Linked DNA regions of Homo sapiens: region 1 is linked to region 2. A link is a contact called in ENCODE Hi-C or POLR2A ChIA-PET data. All regions are on one chromosome and are shown on one strand. The core of a region is the stretch at or near the end of the contact, and the rest is flanking DNA. Distances in the headings are between cores, read along the strand shown.

Region 1 (6,808 bases), core at 705-3,204, 36 kb before region 2:
CTCAATCCCCATGTTCATCTCCAACTGACATGGAAAACAAAATGCTACTTTTCTTTTTCAGTTCCATGAAAGACATGCAAGTTGACATTCTCTCATTTCTGAGATACATACTGACAATATATTTGCACACAACATCCCACGTGTTACTCAGCTCCATTGATCACCTTACTGCATATTTTTGTAGTGAAAAATCACAATTTTAATATTAGGTGATACCCAGTTTGCTTTGACTCACACTGTCTTTGGAACTAGTCAGCAAATAGTCAAATGAACTTCTAGTGACTGCGCAAAATATGGACCACTTCAAAAATCTGTGCATCATCCTTATGCAGGCAGGGGCCATGCTAATTTCTCTCCATTTTGTTCCAATTTCAGTATATGTTTGCTGCTGAAGCAAGTTTTGTTTGTTTGTTTGTTTGTTTGTTTGTTTTAGACTGAGTCTCGCTCTGTCACCCAGGCTGGAGTGCAGTGGCGCGATCTCGGCTCACTGCAAGCTCCGCCTCCTGGGTTCATGCCATTCTCCAGCCTTAGCCTCCTGAGTAGCTGGGACTACAGGCGCCCACCACCACGCCCGGCTATTTTTTTTTTGTATTTTTTAGTAGTGACGGGGTTTCACCGTGTTAGCCAGGATGCTCTCAATCACCTGACCTCGTGATCCGCCCACCTTAGCCTCCCAAATTGCTGGGATTACAGGCATGAGCCACTGCACCCTGCCAAAGCTCTCATTTTATACATGGATATTCATGAGTCATGGATGAGACTTAGCTCTGTTAAATCCAACTAACATACTTGAGACTCAGAATTCTGGTGATGGCTTCCTGCCACAAATCTGGGAAAGGATAATATGGGACATTCCACGATCTAAGAAAAGGGTCCTCAGCATACAGATCTGGTAGCAATGAAAAAAGGAAACTCCTCTCTTTCTGCAACATTATTTGAACTGAACCCCGAGGGCCTAAAGGATAATTTATCATGAAGGTCTTAGCTAAGTCTAGGCTGAGACAAAAGCATAACAGGCGGGGTTTCACCATGTTGGTCAGCCTGGTCTCGAACTTCTGACCTCGTGATCTGCCCTCCTCGGCCTCCCAAAGTGCTGGGATTACAGGCATGAGCCACCGAGCTCGGCCAACATGAAGTTCTTAAGGATGGAAGGAACCTGAGCGACAGTAGAATATGTCTGCTGTATAATAGGTATTCAGCTTATGTTTGATGAATAAATTGAGAAAATGGATAAACACAGTTGGGAAGTGCAATATTTTTAAAGAAAACTCCTGTAAAGTAGACCAACACTTTTGCAATAGTAATAATCCTTTATATTTGATCCCGTCTCACTAAGAGGCCTGGGCCCCTGACCCCTCTGACGTTTCCCCATCCCGGGTGCCGTGGGGCCTGCGGGCACCAGAAAGCCAGTGTCCCCGACAGGACGGCGCATCCTTCGCCTGGCCATTACCTCTTCTTCCTATCCCTCTTGTCCACGCCAGTGTCTCCAGGAGCTAAGATGTGCTCCACCCCAGGGACGTCGCCCGACCGGGCAGCTCTGTGGAGCTCGCCAAGATCTTCCAGGCGGACGTCGTGCTGGGGCTGGTCTAAGGCGCCCTCACCGTGCTTGCTCTCGCTGCCGACGCTGTTTTTCCACCAGCTGTAGGGGAAGCCCGAGGACCACTGGTCCCCCGGGTAGCCCAAGTACCACTGGTCCCCCTGGCTCCCGACGCTAGGGGTCTTCCTCGTGGCGTAGACTGCCGGCTTCGGAGACCCCTCAGCCCCTCCCCGCTTTTCTCCACCCCAGGAGGCCATCAGTAGCGAGCTACTGCCTCGGCCACAACCTCCCAGCAGGATAGCCCGCGGTTTCCAATCTGCGAAAGGAGGACCGCCAAGCCAGAAATGCCAAGCCAAGCGATCACTGCCACGCCAAGCCAAGCGACCACCGCCAAGCCAACAGCCACCGCAAAGCCTCGTGGGTAAGGCCAAGCCAATCCGTTACAGACCAGTGCGCCTGCCCACCTGTGACATCACGGAACCTGTGACTTCACTGCATCTGCAGCTCCAGCCTCCCAGAAAAAGACTCCTTGGCCTGCAGGTGGCGCTGCAGCTCCAGCCTCCCAGAAAAAGACTCCTTGGCCTGCAGGTGGCGCTGCAGCTCCAGCCTCCCAGAAAAAGACTCCTTGGCCTGCAGGTGGCGCTGCAGCTCCAGCGCCAACCTGGGCTGGCTGGTCCTCCCTCGGAGGTTTCGGGGTGGCGGTGCCCAGCCTGCCTGTCATGAGTGCCGCTTCACAGCGCCGCCGGCGCACCTGCTCCTAGGCTTGCTCGGTTCAGGGGTACGGGTCAGTTCCGCCCCCGGCTTGGCCACTGCAGCAAAGTTGCCCTAGGGTCCGCGCTGCCAGGACGCAAGCGGAGTCAGATGGCTGGGTCAGAGCGGCCTGTCAGCCCGGCTGGAAGGGCCTGCCCGACGCCGCTGCCCGCCCAGCTCCTACTCGGCCTGCGCCTGGAGCCAGGGACCAGCTCTGGGCATTCTGCTGCCTTAGGATGGGGCCAAGCAGCCGCTCCCCGCCGTGTGCCGCAGCCGCTGCGCGCATCTGCCCAGGGTCCGTGCAGCTGGCGACCCGGGCGGGTCGGGGAACGCCTGGTGCCACCAGGATTGCTCGCCTCTAGTCCGTCCTGACCCTTCAGCCCGCGAGCACCAGTGAGATTGAAGAAAAGTGACGGCCAGGCGCGGTGGCTCACACCTGTAATCCCAGCACTTTGGGAGGTTGAGGCGGGCAGATCACTTGAGGTCAGGAGTTTGAGGCCAGCCTGGCCAACATGGTGAAACCCTCTCTACTAAAAATACAAAAATTAGTTGGGCGTGGTGGCGCGTGCCTGTAGTCCCAGCTACTCCAGAGGCTGAGACAGGAGAATCTCTTGAACCCGGGAGGTGAACGTTGCAGTGAGCTGATATCGTGCCACCAAACTCCAGCCTGGGCGACAGAGCAAGACTCCGTCTCAAAAAAAGAAAGAAAAGAAGGAAGGAGAGAACGAAGCAAAGAGAAGGAAAGAAGGAAGGAAGAAAGGAAGAAAGAAAGGAAGGAAGGGTGACAAAGGAGAATCTAGAGAGCACTCAAATACTAATTCTTGAGGACAATTAAGACAGATAGCATTATGAAAAACAGATTTTGTCACTGAAGCCTCAGGGCTTCAGCCTAGATCCTGCGCTGCTCACCCACAGAAAGCCAATCACTGAGATGAGTATTGCAAAGGAAGAAGGCTTTAATCAGATGCTGCAGCCGAGGAGATGGGAGCTCAGTCTCAAATCCCTCTCTCTGACCAACTAAAATTAGGGATTTTTAGTATAGCAAAGAAGAAATGTAACTATGTATAAGAAAACATGAACTAGAAAGGCGTAAGGAAGCAATCATTTACAAAATATCTGTGGCCGGGCGCAGTGGCTCCCACCTGTAATCCCAACACTTTGGGAGGCAGAGGCAGGTAGATCATGAGGTCAAGAGATCAAGACCATCCTGGCTAACATGGTGACCCCTTGTTCTCTACTAAAAATACAAAAATTAGTTGGGCGTGCTGGCACGTGCCTGTAGTCCCAGCTACTCGGGAGGCTGAGACAAAAGAATCGCTTGAACCCAGGAGGTGGAGGTTGCAGTGAGTCAAGATCATGCCACTGTACTCCAGCCTGGCGACAGGGCTAGACTCCATCTCAAAAAAAAAAAAAAAAAAAAAAACAGAAAAAGAAAAAAAGTATCACCCTGCCTCCTCAATCTTGGCATAATTCCCCCTATGAGTGGTTTCTGGGGTCTCAGTTGGCATTTAGTCACACGTATGACATTGCACATATCGTGTGCACATCTGCACAGCTCAGCAGTGTCCTGGGTAGGCCTTGAAGGGTGATCTTCACGTAAGCCTGTGGCCTGAGCAAGAAAGCTGCACACGGGCAGCGGAGGAACCAGCAGGAGCCCAGTCCTCTGTGGAAAATTCCAGCACCACCCGCAAGAGCAGCTGCAGTGGAGACTGTGACCTGACAAGGATATATGCATGAAGATGCTGGTCTGAAAACAGACTCAGTTTAAGGGTGGCACTTTGAAAAAATATTGATACATGTCAGTGAGAAAAAAATAATTAGAAACAAAATATATTTATTAGAAATATTACAGTCATTTATCATACACTTTCCTATGAATAGTTAAATACATCTAATTAGCATGTCATATCCAAAAGTGCTGGGTACAATCTAGTGTGCTCTTTATAGACACAAGGCCACAGATGTATCAACTACACTCAACTAATGTAGTTAAAGTTAGTGTGCTAAAAAAAAAATTAGTGTGCTACTCAGGATGCTACAGATTTAGCAAAACTCTAACCTGGATCAGAGGAATGAAATGCCCCGTGAATTGAGGCAACTGTAGATATTCAAAATGCTTCTAAAAAGGCTGTGAGGTTATGTCCTTTACTGCATGTCATTGGTAGGGCATCTCAAAATGGCACTCGAGCTTTGGAAGAATGAGAACTATTGCTGGATTTGACAGTGGGTCTGCATCTATGGGCCCGAGTCCTCCATCTCCACAAGCCGCCCCTCAGTGGGGAAGAGGAGGGGGAGACTAAGGGAGTCTCCGTAATGTTCGTGGGCAGCAGGGAAGAGAACATGGCAGAGATTCCTCACCGCTGGAGGGCTTGTCCCCTGGGTATGTGTGTTTTTGTTTAATACCCACTGGCATCTACTTGGGTTGGTCTCTACAAAAGCTGTAAAAAAACAAATGAATGAAAAAGGAAAACAAAAGACTAATATTGTTTTTGAAATGAAAGGGGCTAGGACAAGAGAAATTCCTGAGAATGTTATCCCTGCGGGGGGCGGCGGGGGAGGGGGATGGGCTACCATCAGACAAGGAAAATTCAATCCCTGTTCAGTGCAGAGAACAGCGACTTCTCACCTTGAAAAACTCCCCCACTCTACTGAGGCTTGCATTTTGCAGCTGTCTTTCATGTAAAAATTATACATAAAAAAAGGATCTTCAGAACAACCAAAGAATTTTAAATGACTACATACTGACTGAGGGAAGATGGAAAGAAACCTGGCTGTTGTGGCCTCTGAAAGCCTCAGGACAGAAACCGGGAATGGCACACTCTGCTGAGTATAGAAAATGTAAGATGCTGACCTTGTTTTCCCAGTTTACCAACTTTCCACCTTCACCTGGTGCTCTGAGTTCTGTTAAAAACAGACCTAAAAACCCTACCCCTTGGCCTAGCTGGGGTGAGGACTGCCTCCCCCAGGTCCTGCACCTCCACACGCCAGCGGATGGCCTGGGGGAGCCTACTAGCTGCTGTGCTAGAAGGCCTATTCCTGCATCCCTGAGGCCATCAGTCACAGTTCCAGGACCCCAGCAGAACCTTCCCTTCCCTGAAACACCGCCTGTATTTCTTTTCTTTGTGTGTGTGTGTGTGTGTGTGTGTGTGTGTGTGTGTGTTTGTGTGTGTGACAGAGGCAGAGGTTGCAGTGAGCCAAGATTATACCACTCCAGCCTGGGCGACGGAGTGAGATGCTCTCTCAAAAAAAAAACAATTTTTTTTTGTGGAGTCAGAGGTCTTGCCATGTTGCCCAGGCTGGTCCCGAACTCCTGGGCTCAAGCAATCCTCCCATCTCAGCCTCCCAAAGTGCTGGGATTACAGGCATAAGCCACCATACCTGACCACCATGTGTACTTCTAGGGACAGGATATAGCATTCCTCTTCTATATGCACACCCACTGGCAACAAAAAAAATGGTAGTCGGGGAAACTCCTTGAGTTATAAAAATAAATTGCACATGGCCTTTCATGTTTCTTTCCTTCTTTTTAACCTAAAGAGAGCAGGATACAGACAAAAATGGAGAGTTTGGCCACAGTCACTGGCAACTTGGGCTCCCATTGGAGAGGGGCTGGTATGGTGCCAGCATGGAGGGAGGGAAATTGCAACACCATTGCCCAGAGCTGGTTCTAGATGGTTTGCACATAATTACTAAAAACAGAGCCAATCACAGGCCAGGTGTGGTGGCTCACCCCTGAGTGAGCTGAAATCGCGCCACTGGCACTCCAGCCTGAGCAACAGAGCAAAACTCTGTCTCAAAAAAAAAAAAAAAAAAAAACAAAAAAAACAGCCGGGCTCGGTGGCTCATGCCCATAATCCCAGCACTTTGGGAGGCTGAGGCAGGTGGATTATCTGAGGTCAGGAGTTCGAGACCAGCAGGAGCAACATGATGAAACCCTCTCTCTACTAAAAATACAAAAAAAAAAAAAAAATAGCCAGATGTGGTGGTGGGCGCCTGTAATTCCAGCTACTTGGGAGGCTGAGGCAGCAGAATCACTTAAACAAAGGAGGCGGAGGTTGCAGTGAGCTGAGACGGCACCATTCCACTCCCGCCTGGGCAATAAGAATGAAACTCCGTCTCAAAATAAATAAGTAAAAATAAAAATAAAAAACAGAACCAATCACAGAAAACACTCCCACTCCCCCCGTAAAATCAGGAACAAGGCAAGGATTCCCTTTTTCATTTGTCCTATTTAAAACTGTACTGGACTGTAATCCCAGCACTTTGGGAGGCCGAGGCAGGTGGATCACCTGAGGTCAGGAGTTCAAGACCGGCCTGGCAAACATGTTGAAACTCCGTCTCTACTAAAAATACAAAAAAATTAGCCAGGCGTGGTAGCAGGTACCTGTAATCCCAGTTACTCAGGAGGCTGAGGCAGGAGAATCACTTGAACCCAGGAGGCGGAGTTTGCAGTGAGCCGAGACCACGCCATTTGCACTCCAGTCTGGGTGACAGAGCAAGACTATCTCAAAAACAAAACCA
Region 2 (6,989 bases), core at 4,223-6,722:
TACTAATACAGGAAATTGGTACCAAGAGTTTGGGGCACTGCTATAAAGATACTTGATAATGTGGAAGCAACTTTGGAACTGGGTAATGGGCAGAGGTTGGAACAGTTTGGAGGGCTCAGAAAAAGACAGGAAGATGTGGGAACATCTGGAGCTTGCTAGAGATTTGTTGAATGGTTTTGACCAAAATGCTGGTAGTGATGTGGACAGTGAAGTCCAGGCTTAGGTGGTCTCAGATGGAGATGAGGAACTTATTGGGAACTAGAGCAAAGATCACTCTTGCTATGCTTTAGCAAAGAGACTAGTGGCATTTTGCTCCTGACCTAGAGATCTGGGTGAACTTGACAGAGATGATTTGGGGTATCCGGCAGAATAAATTTCTAAGCAGTAAAGTGTTCAAGAAGTGACAGCATGAAAGTTTGGAAAATTTGCAGCCTGACTATGTGGTAGAAAAGGAAAACCCTTTTCTGGAAAGAAATTCAAGCCGCTGCAGAAACTTGCATAAGTAACAAGGAGTCAAATGTTAATTGCCAAGACAATGGGGAAATGTCTCCAGGGCATGTCAGAGATCTTCACAGCAATGCCTCCCATCACCCAGAGGCTTAGCGGGGAAACATGGTTTTTGTGGGCCAGGCCCAGGGCTGCTCCTCTGTGCAGCCTTGGGATATGGTACCCTGCATCCCAGCTGCTGCAGCTCCAGTCGCGGTTAAAGAGGCCAAGGACAACTTGGGCTGTTGCTTCAGAGGGTGCAAGCCCCAAGCCTTGGCGGCTTCCATGTGGTGTTGGGCCTGCAGGTGCACAGAATAGCTGAGCTTTGGGAGCCTCTGCCTAGATTTCAGAGGATGTATGGAAGCACCTAGATGTCCAGGCAGAAGTCTGCTGCAGGGGCAGAGTCCTCACGGAGAAACTCTGCTAGGGCAGCACAGAAGTGAAATGTGGGGTTGGAGCCCCCATACAGGGTCCCTGCTGGGGGATGGCCTAGTGGAGCTGTGAGAAGAGGGCCACCATCCTCCAGACTCCCAAATGGTAGATCCATCAACAGCTGTACCATGTGCCTGGAAAAGCTGCAGGCACTCAGTGCCAGCCCATAAAAACAGCCAAAGGGGCTATACCCAGCAGTGCCACAGGGGCGGAGCTGCCCAAGGCCTTGGGAGCCCACATCAGAATGCCCTGGATGTGAGATATGGAGTCAAAGAAGATCACGTTGGAGCTTTAAGATTTAATGACTCCCCTACCAGATTCTGGACTTACATGAGGCCTGTTGGTCCCTTTGTTTTGGCCAATTTTTCCTGTTTGGAATGGGAACATTTACCCAATGCCTGTACCCGCATTGTATCTTGGAAGTCACTAACTTGCTTTTGATTTTACAGGCTCATAGATGGAAGGGACTTGCCTTGTCTCAAATAAGACTTTGAACTTGGATTTTGGGTTAATGCTGGAATGAGTTAAGACTTTGGGGGACTATTGGGAAGGCATAATTGGTTTTGAAATGTGAAAAGGGCTTGAGATTTAGGAGGGCCCAGCAGCAGAATGATATGGTTTGGCTCTGTGTCCCCACCCAAATCTCATCTTGAATTTTAATCCCCATGTGTCGAGGGAGGGACCTGGTGGGAGGTGATTGGATCATGAGGGTGGTTTGCCCCATGCTGTTCTCATGACAGTGAGTTTTCATGAGGTCTGATGATTTTATAAGTGGCAGTTTCCCCTGCTCTCCCCTCTCTCCCGCTGCCTTGTGAATAAATTACCTGCTTCCTCTTTGCCTTCCATCATGATTGTAAGTTTCCTGAGGCCTTCCCAGCCATGCAAAACTGTGAGCCAATTAAACCTCTTTTGTTTATAAATCACCCAGTCTCAGGCATTCTTTAGAGCAGTGCGAAAATGAACTAATATACATGAATTCAAATGATAATACATAAAAGACTCATGTCCAAAGGGTAACAGGAGCAGTTTTAGAACAAAACTAAAATGAAGGATCTAAAGTGCTGTACTGGGTTCTCTTGACTTACCCAGTGAGCAATGTTATGATCTTGGGCAGGCCCCTTTACATTCTGCAATGTGAAAATGAAATGTGATGGTGGATGGAAACTCATCTTGAACCTAATTCTATGGGAAGCATTTAACATTTAACATTTCATCATGACATATGTTTGTTGTAGGCATTTGATACATAAGTTTTATTACCTCATGCAGGTATTTTGCTAAAAGGGGTTTGGTTTTTTTTTTTTTTTTTTTTTTTTTTGAGACGGAGTCTCGCTCTGTCGCCCAGGCCGGACTGCGGACTGCAGTGGCGCAATCTCGGCTCACTGCAAGCTCTGCTTCCCGGGTTCACGCCATTCTCCTGCCTCAGCCTCCCGAGTAGCTGGGACTACAGGCGCCTGCCACCGTGCCCGGCTAATTTTTTTTTTTGTATTTTTAGTAGAGACGGGGTTTCACCTTGTTAGCCAGGATGGTCTCGATCTCCTGACCTCGTGATCCACCTGCCTCGGCCTCCCAAAGTGCTGGGATTACAGGCGTGAGCCACCGCGCCCGGCAGGGGTTTGGTTTGTTCGTGGTTTTTGGTTGGTTTGTTTGCTTGTTTTTTAGAGAGACAGGGTCTCGTTCTGTCACCTAGGCTGGAATTCAGTGTTGCAATCCTCACCCACTGCAGCCTTGAACTCCTGGGTTCAAGCGATCCTCCCACCTCAGCCTCTGAGTAGCTGGGACTACAGGCAAATGCCACCATGCCTGGTAAATTTTTAAATTTTTTTTAAGAGATGGGGTCTCACTATATTGCTCAAGCTGGTCTCAAACTGTTGGTTTCTAGCAATCCTCCCACCTTGGGCTCCCAAAGCACTCGGATTACAGGTGTGAGCCACTGTACCCAGGCAAAAGATAACTTTTGAACACCAACTGAGGATGTTACTTACAATGAATCTTATCCTCATTCTCATTTACTTATTTGGATGGAGTTTCCTGAAATTTGTCTCACTATCATCTAGGATCCTTTTTCTTTCTCTAACTGGGAGATTGTGTCTGGTTTGGGAACTGCAAGCCCTGTTCGGGAAAAGGGAAATAGAACTTCACTATGTTGGTGACAAAAAGCCATTCCGGAGTTCTATGTGGACATAATCTTTTGGAAGGCATGATCAATATAGGGAGTTCCATATGATTACAAAGGTAGTTGGGAGGGGTCAAATATGTGCTCCCAAGAATGGTAAAATATGCTGCATCACAGAACCAATATAAGTTAGCCAAAAATATATATTTTTCTAATTTTTTTAAAAAGGCAGAATTGAAGTACCTGAAAAGAGACTTTAAAAGAGACAGTCCTAGGTCTGGGGGATTGTCCTCAGGTAGAGTTTTCAAGATATGCTGATGAAAATATAAATTTTTCCCTTTACAAAGAGTAGAGTTTTTACTTGGAAATGGAGATAGAACTACTCCATAAGGGTTCATAAGATATCATAAATCCCTGAATCCTAAGGTCCATTTGGTCCAACAGAAAAATAGCGAGTCACAACAAAACTCTTCTTACCCAGAGAGACCAGGTTCCTGTAGTTTCCCAATATCACACCCTTGTGCAGAGTCCTTTTGAGGAATCCATTAAGTTCCACTCTTCCCAGACGAAGTCATCCCTTAATGTCACTGATTCCTAAGTATTCCATAACACATTATGATGATACAAATCTATTCATTACCTGGCCCAATGGGAGGAAAAATAAATGTAATGAAAGGAATATTCATGTAAACACAAAATGCTTATGTGGAAGAGAGCTTGCAGGTCATGCAATCAAATTCCCAAGAGGACATTTAAAAATTCTAAGCAAGGATTCATCTAATCTCTGCCTGAACTTCTCCAAAGAATTCAAATTCATTATTGCACAAGGTAGCCTACTCTATTTTCTAAAGCTGTTCGTTGTTAGCATAAAGTTATACAATCTGAATCAAAATCTATCTTCAAGTAACTTTTAACCATTGGTTTATTATTTGAAGCCAAAAAGCATTAGTTTCTTCCTTCACAGAAGAGTTCTTTAAGAGTTTAAAAATTACTAAATATAAAATGCACACAAAATTGCCTATAACAAATATCACTACAAATTGAACAGTGTACTCCTACCAAAATTAAGAAATAAAACACTACCAATACCTTTGAAGTCACCTGTGTGTCTGTCTTTCCTGGACTTTATCCCTGTAGAAGTAATAATCTACCCTAAATATTGTGTTAAACATTTTTTTTTAATAGTTTAACGAAATGTGTATGTTTCTCTAAACTTTCCTGGTGGCTTATTTTACATTCTGTTGTTTGTTGATAATGTTTTTAATTCCATCTATCATGTCCTTAAACATTTTAAATGTAATAATTTTAAATTTTTAATCAAATGAGCTCTGCCTCTGAAGTTTTGGGGGATATATTTCTGCCGTTTATTGTTTGTGCTGATTTTCAGTCACAGTGTCTTATTTTATTATTTGTTTTGTAATGTTTAAGTTTTGGACTTCTGTTTGGCTCATCTTCATCTGTGGGGAATGTGAGGGAACTGGGATCTCCAAAAGACATTTGCTTAGTTTCTAATTTCAGAGTGTATTGAATAAATATTTTGAGTAATCTTTTTCACTGGAAATTTCGTTTTATTCCAGTCCTCCTGTGAATATCCTGTTGTTTTGATTACTCTTCAATGCCACTCTCCTTAGAAGATGTACCTCATTCCGTGTGCATTTCGATATGTGGAAGTGTGTTGGGAGGTGGGGTCCCAAATTATTCATTCATTCTTCCTTCGTTTCATTCAGTATGCAAGCAGTCTCCTAAGTAGGCACTCTGAGTGATAAACTCCATGAGATGTAGTTTCTATCCTCAAAAAATACCGCCTTTGGTAGGGATAAAGTAAATAGACCTTAATATAGCTCTTGGACGAGCAGCCCTTGAATAAGTGGTCAAATAAATTTGTTGCAAATAAATACTTTCAGTCATTGTGTTTTAAGAATTATCATTTGTATGCATTGAGGAGAACTTCTACAGCTATTTGTCTTCAGAAAGGTTTTTTCTTTGTATTTCGAAGAATTTTGGCCTTAAAATTTCCAGCTTATTTTCAGACATTCATATCCATTCTACTTAATTGGCATTATAGTCATCAATTGTTGTCTCTTCCAACTCTGAGGGAATTGTCATAAAGGGAATTGTTCAGAAATATGTGTTTCCAAGCACTTGTTCACATATTTGTCTGGATCACATCTATCTGTTCTCTCGACGGCTTTCTTTAGTCGCACCTAAATGTTCCAAGACAAGGGTTGTGTCATTATTTGTATCTCTAGTGCTATTGCTTTTGACACATAGTCAAGGCTTCTCAACAGAAGTGTATCCAATTGGAATTTTTTCTCACCCTCGAAGAGCCAATTCCTTCACTAACGCAGACAAAAGGGGCGGGGGGCTCAGGCGCTGAGGATTCTGGGCACTGTAGTTCCGACGCTCCGGCTGCGCAGGCGCAATGCCCTGCCTGGAGGCCGGCACCGCCGAGCCGCCGCCATTGCTGGAAGCGTTCCCGCCCTGCTCTGCGAGTTCCCTCAGTTGTCCTCAGTTCGGCCGCCAGGTACTCGTTGTCCCGGGCGCCTGGCCTCGGTTGCCCGCCGCCCCTCCCTTGGCGCTTGGCTCCCGGCGGCGTCCGGGGCGTGGCCGTTCCCTCTAGAGCCCCTGTCCCTGAGCGGACCCGCCCACTCCTGAGAGGCGATTGGGGCTGGGCCTCCTTCCCGAGTGTGGGTTCAGTCTCCAGCTGGCCTCCCTCACAGGTAGGGCCGCGTGCCCTATGCGGCCTCCTAGTCCGGGTCCAAACCCGGGAACCCCCTCCCTGCGGGCCTGGCGGCGCTGGGGTTAAAAAGAGCCGGGCGCAGGGCGCAGGGAGTCGAGTAGGGCGGGCGGGCCCCTGACCCGACTTTCCCGGTCTTCCCAGCCCCGCGCCTTGCAGGCCCTGAGGAGGGCATACCCGAAGTGGGTAGAGGAGAGCAGTTAGGGAAAGAAGGCGAGGTTGGCAGGAGCATATCCGCTCTGGCTTCTGAACTGGCAGGGATGGAACTAGGTTCCACATCGGGGGACCTGCGCTACTCAGTAACCGAGGCAGCTTTTCCTGAAATGTCACATTTCAAATACTGTAATCACCTTTTAATCACTTGTCACTCCCTGACATGACAATGGTATTATTGCATTGGTTGGGAAATGCTGGACTGGTACATGGCGCTGAGATTCTCAGCAAAAACATGGACCCTTCATTATTTCTAAATAACTGCACTGGCCAAGGAAGCAAAACAAGTAAAGTTTCTCCTTAAGTCTCTGGATACGTTTGCAATAGTTGGAAAGACAGAGCTTGTAAATAGGGAAATTATAACTGGGGAATAGTGGCCTAGATATCTTCTGCATAATGACAAAGGGGACAGTAGAAACATATAAGGTGGCTACTGTCATGTACTAATAGCTGATTCGTTGTGCTCAAGTGACTTGCCTGTGGTCACAGTTTTACGGTAGCCAAAGCAGGGTTAGAACCTGGGGATGTGGCCAGCCACTCTGGGATTTTATTCCTATTCCACACTCCTATGTATAGGTAGATACTTCTTCTTGTCTGCTTGGAGAGTACAGAAAAGCAGAAAGAAGGGTAAACATCACAGCCCCAGGTCTCAGAGGTCTCAGTAGAGTTTTGGGTTACTCAGTCTTTTTTTCTATGCATTACATTTGCACAATTGAGATCAAGCTGAATATATTAAATGTTAAATATTGTTTATTCTAATTATAAAATAAAACAAGGGATTTATTGTAGTTTGGTTGTTAAACATATGTTACGAGCATAATCTACATAATCTACATAAAGTATTGCCAAAGAGTTTATTAATATTTACAAATATTTTAAAAATGATGACTCAGCTCACTCTTGATAAATGTTAAAGATGCAGAAAACCATTACTCTAGACCTTCGGAATTGAAAATGCCTTATGTTGCTCTTTGTAGGTCTGCTTTAGTGTTCGGGGGTTGCGGG

The links. A loop is a pair of places that touch in the nucleus more often than their neighbours do. ChIA-PET counts read pairs that join two places held with the same protein, here RNA polymerase II (POLR2A). Pooled maps may share reads with other maps.
Region 1: a loop to region 2 is called in a pooled map, with 2.5 times the contacts of the local background. The contact joins the promoter of CCDC144A here to the promoter of ZNF624 in region 2. A Hi-C loop is called at or near these places in 1 of 168 maps with a recorded cell type or tissue (HCT116) and 1 of 50 pooled maps. POLR2A ChIA-PET finds 5 or more read pairs at or near these places in 1 of 52 experiments (OCI-LY7).

What each region holds. Positions count from the first base shown.
Region 1 is chr17:16,685,387-16,692,194 of GRCh38, reverse strand. It overlaps CCDC144A (coiled-coil domain containing 144A), which reads right to left and starts at 1,954. Exons shown (of 17, transcript NM_001382000.1): 1 at 1,451-1,954. The coding sequence starts at 1,794. It also overlaps the pseudogene RNU6-405P. RefSeq lists enhancers at 2,061-2,964, 4,752-5,252.
Region 2 is chr17:16,652,333-16,659,321 of GRCh38, reverse strand. It overlaps ZNF624 (zinc finger protein 624), which reads left to right and starts at 5,472. Exons shown (of 6, transcript NM_020787.4): 1 at 5,472-5,558. LOC124903934 (a long non-coding RNA gene) reads right to left here and starts at 5,430. Exons shown (of 4, transcript XR_007065639.1): 1 at 5,352-5,430; 2 at 4,124-5,238; 3 at 2,904-3,674. RefSeq lists a silencer at 5,563-5,762 and an enhancer at 5,718-6,228.